Regions from separate parts of the Homo sapiens genome. Here region 2 is linked to region 1. A link is a contact called in ENCODE Hi-C data. All regions are on one chromosome and are shown on one strand. The core of a region is the stretch at or near the end of the contact, and the rest is flanking DNA. Distances in the headings are between cores, read along the strand shown. Region 1 holds the start of PHLPP2 (PH domain and leucine rich repeat protein phosphatase 2). Region 2 holds the start of ZNF23 (zinc finger protein 23).

The links. Hi-C counts contacts between places; a loop is a spot of excess contacts on that map. Pooled maps may share reads with other maps.
Region 2: a map of naive thymus-derived CD4-positive, alpha-beta T cell shows a loop between it and region 1 (2.7-fold over the local background). The contact joins the promoter of ZNF23 here to the promoter of PHLPP2 in region 1. A Hi-C loop is called at or near these places in 1 of 168 maps with a recorded cell type or tissue (naive thymus-derived CD4-positive, alpha-beta T cell) and 11 of 50 pooled maps.

Annotation. Positions count from the first base shown.
Region 1 is chr16:71,722,899-71,728,380 of GRCh38, reverse strand. It overlaps PHLPP2 (PH domain and leucine rich repeat protein phosphatase 2), which reads left to right and starts at 3,680. Exons shown (of 19, transcript NM_015020.3): 1 at 3,680-4,052. RefSeq lists silencers at 255-324, 4,107-5,076 and an enhancer at 4,842-5,343.
Region 2 is chr16:71,460,685-71,465,885 of GRCh38, reverse strand. It overlaps ZNF23 (zinc finger protein 23), which reads left to right and starts at 3,639. Exons shown (of 5, transcript NM_001381984.1): 1 at 3,639-3,676. LOC124903709 (a long non-coding RNA gene) reads right to left here and starts at 3,574. Exons shown (of 2, transcript XR_007065105.1): 1 at 2,594-3,574; 2 at 1-1,953. RefSeq lists enhancers at 3,521-3,680, 3,951-4,040.

The DNA of each region.
Region 1 (5,482 bases), core at 2,431-4,930:
TCAAGTGTATCTGTGACTGGGCAGAGGAAGGCTTGACCAGTCAAAATGAGTTATATTTCATGGTCTATTTTATATGAACTGTGTATTTTGTATATATTAACTTTTGTAGGGATGTGGTCTTGCTATGTTGCCTAGGCTGGTCTTGAACTCTTGGCCTCAAGCAATCCTCTTGCCTCAACTTCCCAAAGTGCGGGGATTACAGGCGTAAGCCACCGCACCTGGCTTGTCTTTTTTTAAGACAGAGTCTCGCTGTGTCACCCAGCTGGAGTGCAGTGGTGCGGTCACTGATCACTTCAGCTTTGACTGCCCTGGTTCAGGCAGTCCTCCCACCTCAGCCGTTCTAGTAGCTGGGACTACTGGCATGCACCACCATGCCTGGCTAATTTTTGTATTTTTTTTTTTCCTTTGGTAGAGACAGGGTCTCACTATGTTGCCCAAGCTAGTCTCAAACTCCTGGGCTCAAGTGATCCACTAGCCTCTGCCTCCCAAAGTTCTGGGATTACAGGCGTGAGTCACTGTGCCTGGCTGTCAACTCTGTGTTTTGGAGGTTGGTAGCTTTAGGTTTTCTGTTATTCTGATGATCCCTGACAGTCCCTTGATTGAGAAAGGGGAGAGTGTGATAGTCCCGATTGAAAAGGGGAAGGGTGTAGGCCCTGGCAGTTATCTAGTTTATGCAGAAGTGCCCTTTGGTACTGTTTGATAAGCAACATTTCTATAATCTTATGTATGAGTTAGTTAAAATTCATAGTTGTTTCTAATATTAAATTTAGTTGGCACCTTCATGTAATTAGAGGAAAATAGAAAAGTTTAGCCAGTAATAGACATTTAACAATACAACAAATAGTATTCAGATCTGAATTTCAATTCAGAAGCACCAAATTAATTTTTATCACTTTTAAGGGTTTTCTATCCTATGTCTTCAATTGTCAATTCAATTGTCCCCATATTTGAAAAATATCAAAATGTTCACAGAAAAATTCTCCAAACTTTGAAGCTAGGTAAACACTGCCTGTTTATTTGGAACCAAAATTAGGAATATCCAAATCTGCTTAACCTATTGGTAGAATAACAAGGGATTTAGGCCCAAAGATGACTTTGTGGATCACTGGAGTGCGTACTAGATATAAATAAGTAAATATAAGTCTCATCTGCTTCCTCTCCCAACATCTGATAGGCATGAGCTTCCCTTCTCCAGACTTCCCATTTTGTAGTGAAGATCTGGAAAAGCTCCTGGCATAAAGAAGGTGTGTGCGTGTGTACATACCAGAGAGGGGAAGCACAGCTGCTACAGGAAGGAGACAGAAAGGAGAGATCATGATGACTTCTCTGTCTCTTGGTTTGAGCTAAACAGTGATTTTTGTAATGATGAACCTGCAGTGAGGGCAGATGGATTTTCGCACAAAAAAAATCCCAGAGGAATTTATTTTTAGGGTTAGTCTCAGCTGTTTACCATTTCCAGAAATTGTAGTTACATAACCCTTGGCATACATAATGCACAGTGCCTTGAACTGGGGGAGAACATCAATATGTGACCTTTGAAACAAAGTATAAAATGTTAATGGCACTACATGATTTGAAAAAAATCAACTGGTTGTCACTACTGAATTGGATCTTAAATCATGGGAACCATTAAAGGTAGTTACATCATAAATTAGCCCCTGAAACTTTTGGGCGGATGGGTTTTTTTTTTTATGTTTTCCCTTTTGAAAGAGGAACTACTGTTGCCAGAATGAAGAAGTAAATAGCAATGCTTATGCCTACTATCCCTTTAATTAAACAATTATTCACCACTGCTGTTCCCCAGCATGAGCTGAAACTTTAGTTCTGCAACAAGATCTTTCCTTTTTGTGTAGTCAGTCAATAAAGAGCTTCTACTCATGAAATCTGGAAAAGGTAATGTATAATGCCTCAAGAAACAGACTCTTACAGCCAGGTGTGGTGGCTCACACCTGTAATCCCAGCATTTTGGGAGGCTGAAGTGGGCGGATGGCTTGAGCTCAGGAGTTCGAGACCAGCTTGGACAATATGGTGAAGCCCCATCTCTACAAAAAAAATGCAAAAAGTAGCCAAGCGTAGGGTGGTGCTCACTTGTGGTCCCAGCTACTGGGAGGCTGAGGTGGCATGATCACCTTAGCCCATGGAGGTTGAACCTGCAGTGAGCTATGATTGTGTCCATACCGTACTCCAGCCTGAGCAACAAAGCGAGACCCTGTCTCAAAAATAAAAAAAATATAAAAGGCTTTTGAAAAACACTTTTTTTTTTCCTTGAGACAAGAGTCTCCCTCTGTCACCCAGACTGCAGTGCAGTGGCGCGATATCTCGGCTCACTGCAACCTCCACCTCCCAAGTTCAAGTGATTCTCCTGCCTCAGCCTCCTGAGTAGCTGGGCCTACAGGCTCGTGCCCCCACACTGCCTAATTTTTGTATTTTTAGTAGAGATGGGGTTTTGCCATGTTGGCCAGGCTGGGTTCAAACTCCTGACCTCAGGTGATCTGCCCGTCTTGGCCTCCCAAAGTGCTGAATTACAGGCATGAGCCACTGCACCCAGCCAGAAACACTTGTTCTAAACCACATTTTTTTCTTATCACTGCTTGCCTGCCCTTGTTAAAATTTGCTTCTGTCTCCATATTGGTGCCTATTGCTTATATACCAGTTTTCTTGTTGGGAGAAATTACCCAGTAAGCACTGAAATGGGAATCCAACTACTTTGAGTACCTTTCCTGAAAATAATTTCAAGGTGGAAGGAAAATCCAGGAGGTGGATGACCTAAGAGTTTTCTCCCACCTTAAACCAGACTCACAGTGACAAATCGTTTTTAATGCATTAAAATGAGGCCAAGAAATGAAGATTACTGGAGATTGGAATTTTGGTATATACAAAGCTAACTTGTGAAGGGAGAAAGTAGGTCAGAAAGGGGTCGGAACCTGCAAGAGCCAAATTTGGTCCTGGCATTTAAAATATCTCCAAATGGATACATATCTCAGATGGGGGACACAGACTGCTCTGTTAAATCTAAAAGTCTTGTACTAAGCCTGCAATTATTCTAGACATACAGTTAGTCTGAATGAGGCAAACTGAAGCAATGGATAATAGGGACAAAGGGTCCTGCTTTGTCACCCAGGCTGGAGTGCAGTGGCACGATCTCGTCTCACTGCAACCTCCGCCTCCCGGGTTCAAGCGATTCTCCTGCCTCCACCTCCCAAGTGGCTGGGATTACAGGCGTGCGCCACCCTGCCCAGCTCATTTTTTTGTATTTTTGGTATAGACAGGGTTTCGCTATGTTGGTCAGGCTGGTCTCGGACTCCTGGCCTCAAGTAATCTGCCTGCCTTGGCTTCCCAAAGTACTGGAATTACAGTTCTATGAAAGTGAAGAAATTACTGTTTTTTGCTGTCTAATTCCTTACAAGTTGCTTGAAGATTCAACACCCTATGTATGAGGGGAAGCCCTAAAAATCTGGAAGTCTAGAAGCCTTCCTAGGAAAATTTAGGAGGAATCGACAGAGTACTTTTCGAGAAACCGATTGGATCTTCAATTTAGAATTTTGGAATTATAATGGCTACTATGGATCCCCACTATACGTTAGGCACTTTGTATGCACTAAATCTTCATCATAACTACTTGGCAGATTTTAATCTCTTTCTCACAGCTTAAGAACGAAAGGCTTAGATCAAGTAACTTGCACAGGGGTATAGATCTAAAGAAGGGCAGAGGGGAGATCTGGAAACAGGCTGGCTGACTCCAAATTTGGCCCATTGGCAACAAAACTACTATCACTGCGAGAACGAAAAGAAAAACAAAACAAAGAAAAGAAAAGAAGTTAACTTTTAAAAGTTTTTTTCTGAATCAGCCTTGCAAATAAATCATAAACCGGGTCACAGGCCATATTACTGCTTGAAGCAGAGCACCGAATTCTGATAATTTTGCTCCAGGAGGAGGCAAGGGAATTAAAACATGGCTGGGAGGTGAGCGGACGTTTTGTACGAGGTTGGGTTGAATTTGCTTAAGAAGGTCGCACGCATCTCTGATAAGGAAGAGAAAAGGCCTTGCCAAGGTGAGTATTCTCAACAGTTCGTTCAACGGCTTGGCAGGTGAGGGAAGTTACAAGAGCCACCCTGGCGGAGGGCAGCGTCTTGTCACAATTGACAGGTGCCGGCGCCACCTGCTTCTTTCTCCCGCGGGTTTCTTAGAGGGCGGGGAAAGCAGCAAATACCCCTCCTTGCGCTCTAGTCCTCCAAGCCTAGGGCGGCGGGCAGTGGAGGCCCAGCGCTCTGCGGTGGTGCCAGGTTCCGCCACGCGGGCCGCGGCCGGAATGCGGCTCGGTGGCGCCCGGGCCACTCGGCGCCGGCAGCTGCTTAGGTCCAGCGGGGCTGCGGGAGGGGCGGAGCTGGCGAGCCGCCGGAGGGGCGGAGCCGGCGGGCCGCGGGGGGCGGGGCCACCGGTTGCTCGCGCGCGCCGCCGAGGCTCCGCACGCCGTCGCGCGGGCCGGGCGTCTCTGTGAATCCTGGGTCGCCGATGGGGGAGGTGGAGCCGGGGCCCGCGGGCCCGCTGGAGCCCCCGGAGCCGCCCGAAGCGCCCGCGAGCCGCCGGCCGGGAGGGATCCGGGTCCTGAAGGTGAGGAGGCGGATGGACCAGCGAGCGAGCGAGCGGGCGAGCGGGCAAGCGGACTAGGGAGGGAACGAGGGAGGCTAGAGGCCGCTGCCGCCCCCGCCCCGCGCAGTGGCTGAGGCAGTCGGCGGCCCCCGCCCGGCGTCAGTCAGTCGGCCGCCCCACACCCGGCTGGGGACGCCGAGGCCTCCGCGCCGCGCCCGCGTCCAGGCCTCGGCGCCTCGGTACCCCGCTGCTGCCCATCCCTGGCCGCGCGCCGCCCGCCTCGCAGGCCCACGCCTTTGGGCTGCGGGTAGCCGCCGCCCACCCGGACCCTTCGCCGCCCCTGCTTGCCTCGCCGCGCTCGGGGCCCGGAGGCCGGCTCCGGAGGGCTCGGAGGGCCGCCGGTTCCTGGCACAGGAGCGGGGCTGGAAGTACGCAGGGCTTTCTCCCCTCCCGGACACCTGAAGACATCACCCCAGCGGGAGGATGGCAGCGGCGATTGGCCGGCGCCGCGGAGGGTTCGGGGCCAGGCCGGGTGGAGCCGGCTCCTCTGCCCTCGGGGCTCGCTACCCGAGGTGCCAGCCGGCAAGGACGACCCGCCCAGCTTGGAGAGAGAATCCCCGCTGGAGCTGCGTCGCGGGGACTTGCTGGGCGTGTTGCGGAAGGGAGGAGGGGCCGGGCCGAAAGGGGCATTCCTGCTCCCGGGAGCGGGGCCGACTGCCGAGGGAGACGGAATGGGGGAGCCGTTATGCAACAGGCAGCTAGCGGGGCTTCTTGGCAGGAATTGGGGGAGTGGGAGGATATGAAAACAGATGTAGGCAAGAGGGGAGTGGAACCTTGAAGGTGATGAGAAGTAAGTTTACGAAGGAATGCACAAGGTAGGGTGGCGATAGT
Region 2 (5,201 bases), core at 2,390-4,889, 260 kb after region 1:
TACAACCTCCGCCTCTCGGGTTCAAGCAATTCTCCTGCCCCAGCTTCCCCAGTAGCTGGGATTACAGGTGTGCGCCACCACGCTGGGCTAATTTTTGTATTTTTAGTAAAGACAAGGTTTCACCATGTTGGCCAGGCTGGTCTTGAACTCCTGAGCTCAGGTGATCTGTCCACGTTGGCCTCTCAAAGTGCTGGGATTATAGGCATGAGGCACTGTCCAGTCACTTCTAACATTTTTTCTGCGTAAATTTTAGAATCATTTTCACAAGTTTTAAAACAAATCCTATAGGGGTTTTATTTGGTATGACGTTGGACTTATGGATTAAATAAAGAAAACTACCCTTCCTACTGAAGGATTACCTGTGCCTTTCCATTTACACAAGGGGTTTTCATTGGTTTAGTCCCCAAATGTTTAAAATTTTCTTGATATATGTCTTATACATTTATTAGTAAACTTATTCCTATATATGTTTGGTTGCTTTGAGAATAAGACCTTGCCCTACCCTAGTACATTTCTCCACATAGATTAAATGATTTATTCACAGAACTCACAACATCAATAAGTAGGTAAAAATTTTGTAGCCTGAAAACAGCCTTGAACTCCTGGAATGAACATCAACCAGACAGTTGTTTTGCCACAGTTTTCATGAGAAGAAGCAGGCAAAGCCATCTTTACTCTGTCCTATTAAAACTGGAAACAACAAGAAATATTTTTTCTTTTTTGAGACGGAGTTTCGCTCTTGTCGCCCAGGCTGGAGTGCAATGGCGCTATCTCAGCCCACCACAACTTCCGCCTCCTGGGTTCAGGCGATTCTCTGGCCTCAGCCTCCCGAGTAGCTGGGAATACAGGCATGCGCCACCACGCCTGGCTAATTTTGTATTTTTAGTAGAGACAGAGTTTCTCCACGTTAGTCAGGCTGGTCTCGAACTCCCAACCTCAGGTAACTCCCCCCACCTCAGCCTGCCAAAGTGCTGGGATTCCAGGTGTGAGCCACCACGCCTGGCCAACAAAAAAGATTTTTTTTAACATGAGAAGATTGTCAGCTTTCCCTGGTGGTCAGAGAGGAAGGGCTTTAGAGAGGTCTTGGGGCTGCAGGGACAAAGGGTGCAGGAGAAGAAGCCTTAGAGCTGAGCAGGAGGAAACTGACACTACATGGCTGCAGGCCCAGCATGGAAATGAACTTCTAGAATGCTGTAGTCGAAGAGCCAGCTTAATTTTTTAACTCTTGTGTTGTGTGATTTTTCCATCCTTCCTCATTTCTAGGGGTATTAGTTAGGCTATGGGCTTGGAAATTAATTTGAAGAACCCAAATAAATGTGGTTTAAATTTGATGAAAGTTTATTTCTCTCTCATGTATCATCAGAAAGTAAGCCATCTGGGGCTGATATAGCAGCTCTGTGCCTCCTCCTTTTAGTTGCTCTGTCATCCCCAGCAGCCACACCCTTATTCACATGGTCCAAGATGCTCTGATGCTCTCCCTTGTCAACATTCCACCTGGTCGATGAAGGTTTGGGGGCAGGGAGGGCATGTCCCTTGTCTTTAAGGACACAGCATCACATTTTCTTACAGCCTGTTTGCCAGAAGTTGGTCACATGGACACACTTTGCCTTAAAGAATGCTGGGAAATGTGTGCTTTTTCCCTGAGCTGTCATGTCCCTTGCTAGAGATTCTGTAACCTTATAAGAATGGAAGAACAGGGGCTGACAGACAAGAACTGATCTCCATCTCTCCAGACCTACCATAGAGCTTTTGAAACTTGGTTTGTGCATTATTATCTCATTTTTCTGATATGTCTGAAGTAGGAGTAGGAGCTTTGTGGTTATTTAGAGAGCTTTATTTTCTCAACTGTAAAATTAGGCAATGGGTTTATGATGCAAACATTTGGGGCCAGCATTTATGTGATCTGATTCCTTCCTATTTCTTTCAACAAGTCCTCACTCCTGATTTCTGACCCTAGAAAGAAGTGAAAACCAGAACTTATTGACAAGAGCAACGTAATCCCCAGCTATTACTCTGCCCAATCATTTTCTTAATGAACTCATTTTGGAAAACAGTGAAGATCAGGGTCAGGGCAAGGCAGAGAAGGGCACCTGGCCATGGTCACTGTCAAGGTCCAAGGCATAAGACATATCCTACCCTTGGGGACACACAAAGTAGGCTTCTGCCTAAGAGTTAGGGCTGGAGCCTTTGGACCATTGTCAACAACAAATGTTTATTGCTCTCCTTCTTTCTGCCAGTTATTCTCTAGCTGAGGATGATGATGTTGAACAAGATAGATACAGTGTCTGTTCCCTGCAGCCACCAGAGAAGACAGACATATAAATAAACTATCACCATTAAGTAAGTACACAGTGCTGTGATGGCACATAAATGAGTGTCCTGCCTTATTCTGGGTGATGAGGGAAGGCTTGCTTCCCATGCAAAATGGGATTTGAGCTCACACTTCCAGTAACAGTCAAGATGGAGGGTAGGAATGGGAAGGGAAGGGCATTCTAGATTTAGAGAACAGCATTTTTAGCATGTAGGGCTGAGGTAGAGTCAGGGAATGAATGGGAGTGATAAGAAGCCACAGAGGCAAGTGGGAGCCAAATACCAGTCTCCAGTGCAGCAGCGTTGGATGGATCAGAGCTGGAAGGAAGAAAAGCCCACATTACCAGGGTTAGGGGGTGTGTGAGGGGGTGGGGATTTTAAGGGTCGTCCAATCCAGTGGCATTTAGTACTGTCTCCCTTCCCCCAGGGCTCATTTTGGAATTTTATGGTAGGTATTTTGTTATATTTGGTGTCAGTGGTAACATTGCTACTAGCGTTGTGGATAGGAGCCAGGATCCTGCAATGTACAGGACAGTCCTGCCCACTGAAAAAATGTTCACACTTTCAAATGTCTTGCTGAACATTCAGGTAGGTGAAAATTCTATTTCTAAATTATCTGAATCTAAACCTGTTTTCTGGATAAACATGTATTTTTGCACAGTTTTAACATACACTGATCTTCCAGGAATGTAATTATTGTATAATCAAGAGACGATTGTCCTGTGTTTCATTCAGAACTTCACGAAAACATGTTTGCCATTTTGGATCATAATTTTGTGACTTTTGCAACAATGTAAGTCACAGCTTTGTGGCTGTGGCACTCAGACAACGTCTATGTGTAAAGGCGACCACCTTATTAGGTCTCCTGCAGCAGCCAAGACCAAACACATTGAAGTATGTGTTTTTAAACGACAGATGACGGTCCTCTTTTTTTTCTCTTTCATTACACTTAAGGCATAACATTAGTTTTTAATATGTAGGTGTGTATGTTATGTATGATTTTCTAGGCCATTATATATGAATATCAGGTCAGGAGAATAAGATGGACATTACAAACTATTTGTTAGAAAAAGGGGGCATTGGGTGTGACAGCGCGCCATCCACTGGTCCATTTCCAAGACTCCCACACGTGGCTGCACCTGCAGCTTCACCTCCCCGGGCTGGGTCCCCGCTTGGCTCTGATTCTTACCTGCCCCATTCCCCAGGGGTAACAGTCACCGTGGGCCAGACCCGAGCTAGCCGACAGGGATGCGGCCACAGCTGGCCGGGCGTGACCACCACCGAGGCGCAGCGACCTTGCTCCTAGAGAGGCCCGGCCGCCTGGTGACGCACTTCCGGCAGCGCCGGGGAGCAGTCCGCTACGGAGGTGAGTGCAGGGCTCCGGGCGCTGTGTGCCGTGCCCTGTCCCCCAGGCTCTGGGTCCGGTTGAGACGCACTCCCACCCTGGGTGCTGCAGGGTCTCCCGTGGCCTACGCTGCCAGGAGGCCCAGGCTGGGAGAGGGAGCAGGGCGGCGGCCCGGGGTGCTCTTCCGCGCTCCTCGACTCCAGCTTTGGTCTTTGTGGCTCAATAGCTTGCGCCCATTGGAAGGGGAAACGCACGTTGCTGTCCCAGCCACGAGGCCCTGAGCATTTAGCACTTGGTCGACGGGGGAAGATGTGTCGGTGCAGCTAAAAGATGGAATATTTGCGGGCGTGAAGCGGCCCGAGGTGATACCACAAGTCTTTTGACATGCTGAGGTCTGGCAGGAACATTAACCTATGTGCATCCCGAGTATGGACCGTGTGCTCCCAGGCTCCTGACATAGGGTCATGAATTAGGGCCGAGTGGGAGCGCAGAGCCCCTCCCAGTCACCCGGCAGCAGAAGCAGCCCGGCTTTTGGAGGACATTGTCTCCTGGAGCAGTGTCAGTCCCAAAAGGTAACTCAGCCCTGCTTCTCTCGGCTCAGGGTTGACAGTGACCTGGGAATGACTTCTACAACGTAATTACGAATTCACTCAGTTTTAGAATATATTTAGTAGTCTCAGAATCGCTAATTCATACCCCCATGAAAAGCAAATTTACTACCTAAAGTACAGTACTTGGATACAGGTCTTTTTGTCTTTACTCTTATGGTATTTAGTCAAAATACTGTTTTCCAAAGTTGCTTACCCCTTTTCTTTCCTACCACTTAAGTGTGGTTATGTTCACTGTAGTATAGTTAAGCACATTGGCTGTTCTTTGTATTACATTTTGGGTCCTCAATTTCACCCCATCCTTGCTGGTTTATATATTTATTTAAAATATATATTTATATGTTACATATATAGTAGTAAACATCCATGAACACACCACCCAATTAAGAAAGAGAAGATTGCCAGTACTGCTGAATTTATCAATGTGTTCCTCCTCCTCAACCCAACTCCCAGCCTCCAACCCCTAGAGGTAACAGTTATATTGACTTTTGTGTTAATTGTAGCCCTGTTATTTTAAAAAATAATTACATATGCATGTATCTGTAAGCAATGTACTTAAATTTTTTTTTTGAGCTTCATATAAATGGCACCATTGTGTGTATAAGTCATCTGGGACTCGCATAATTCAATGTTAAGTTTCCAAATTCATTCTGTGTGTAGCTTCTGGGTAATGTTCCATTGTAAAAACTGTATGAAAATTTATCGATGTATTTTCAATGGACATGTGGGTTGTTTTCAGTGTTTTGTTATTAAAATGTGCTGATAATATTTTTGTACGTACTTCCTACATATGAGAGTTTCTCTAGTGTGTAAGTTTTTAAAATTAGGCACAAATGTTGAATTATGTTAAACATCTTTGGCATCTGTTGAGATGGACAGTGTGTTTATCTTTCTTTGATTTATTAATGTGAAAAATATACTAATTAGTATCTTCGTGG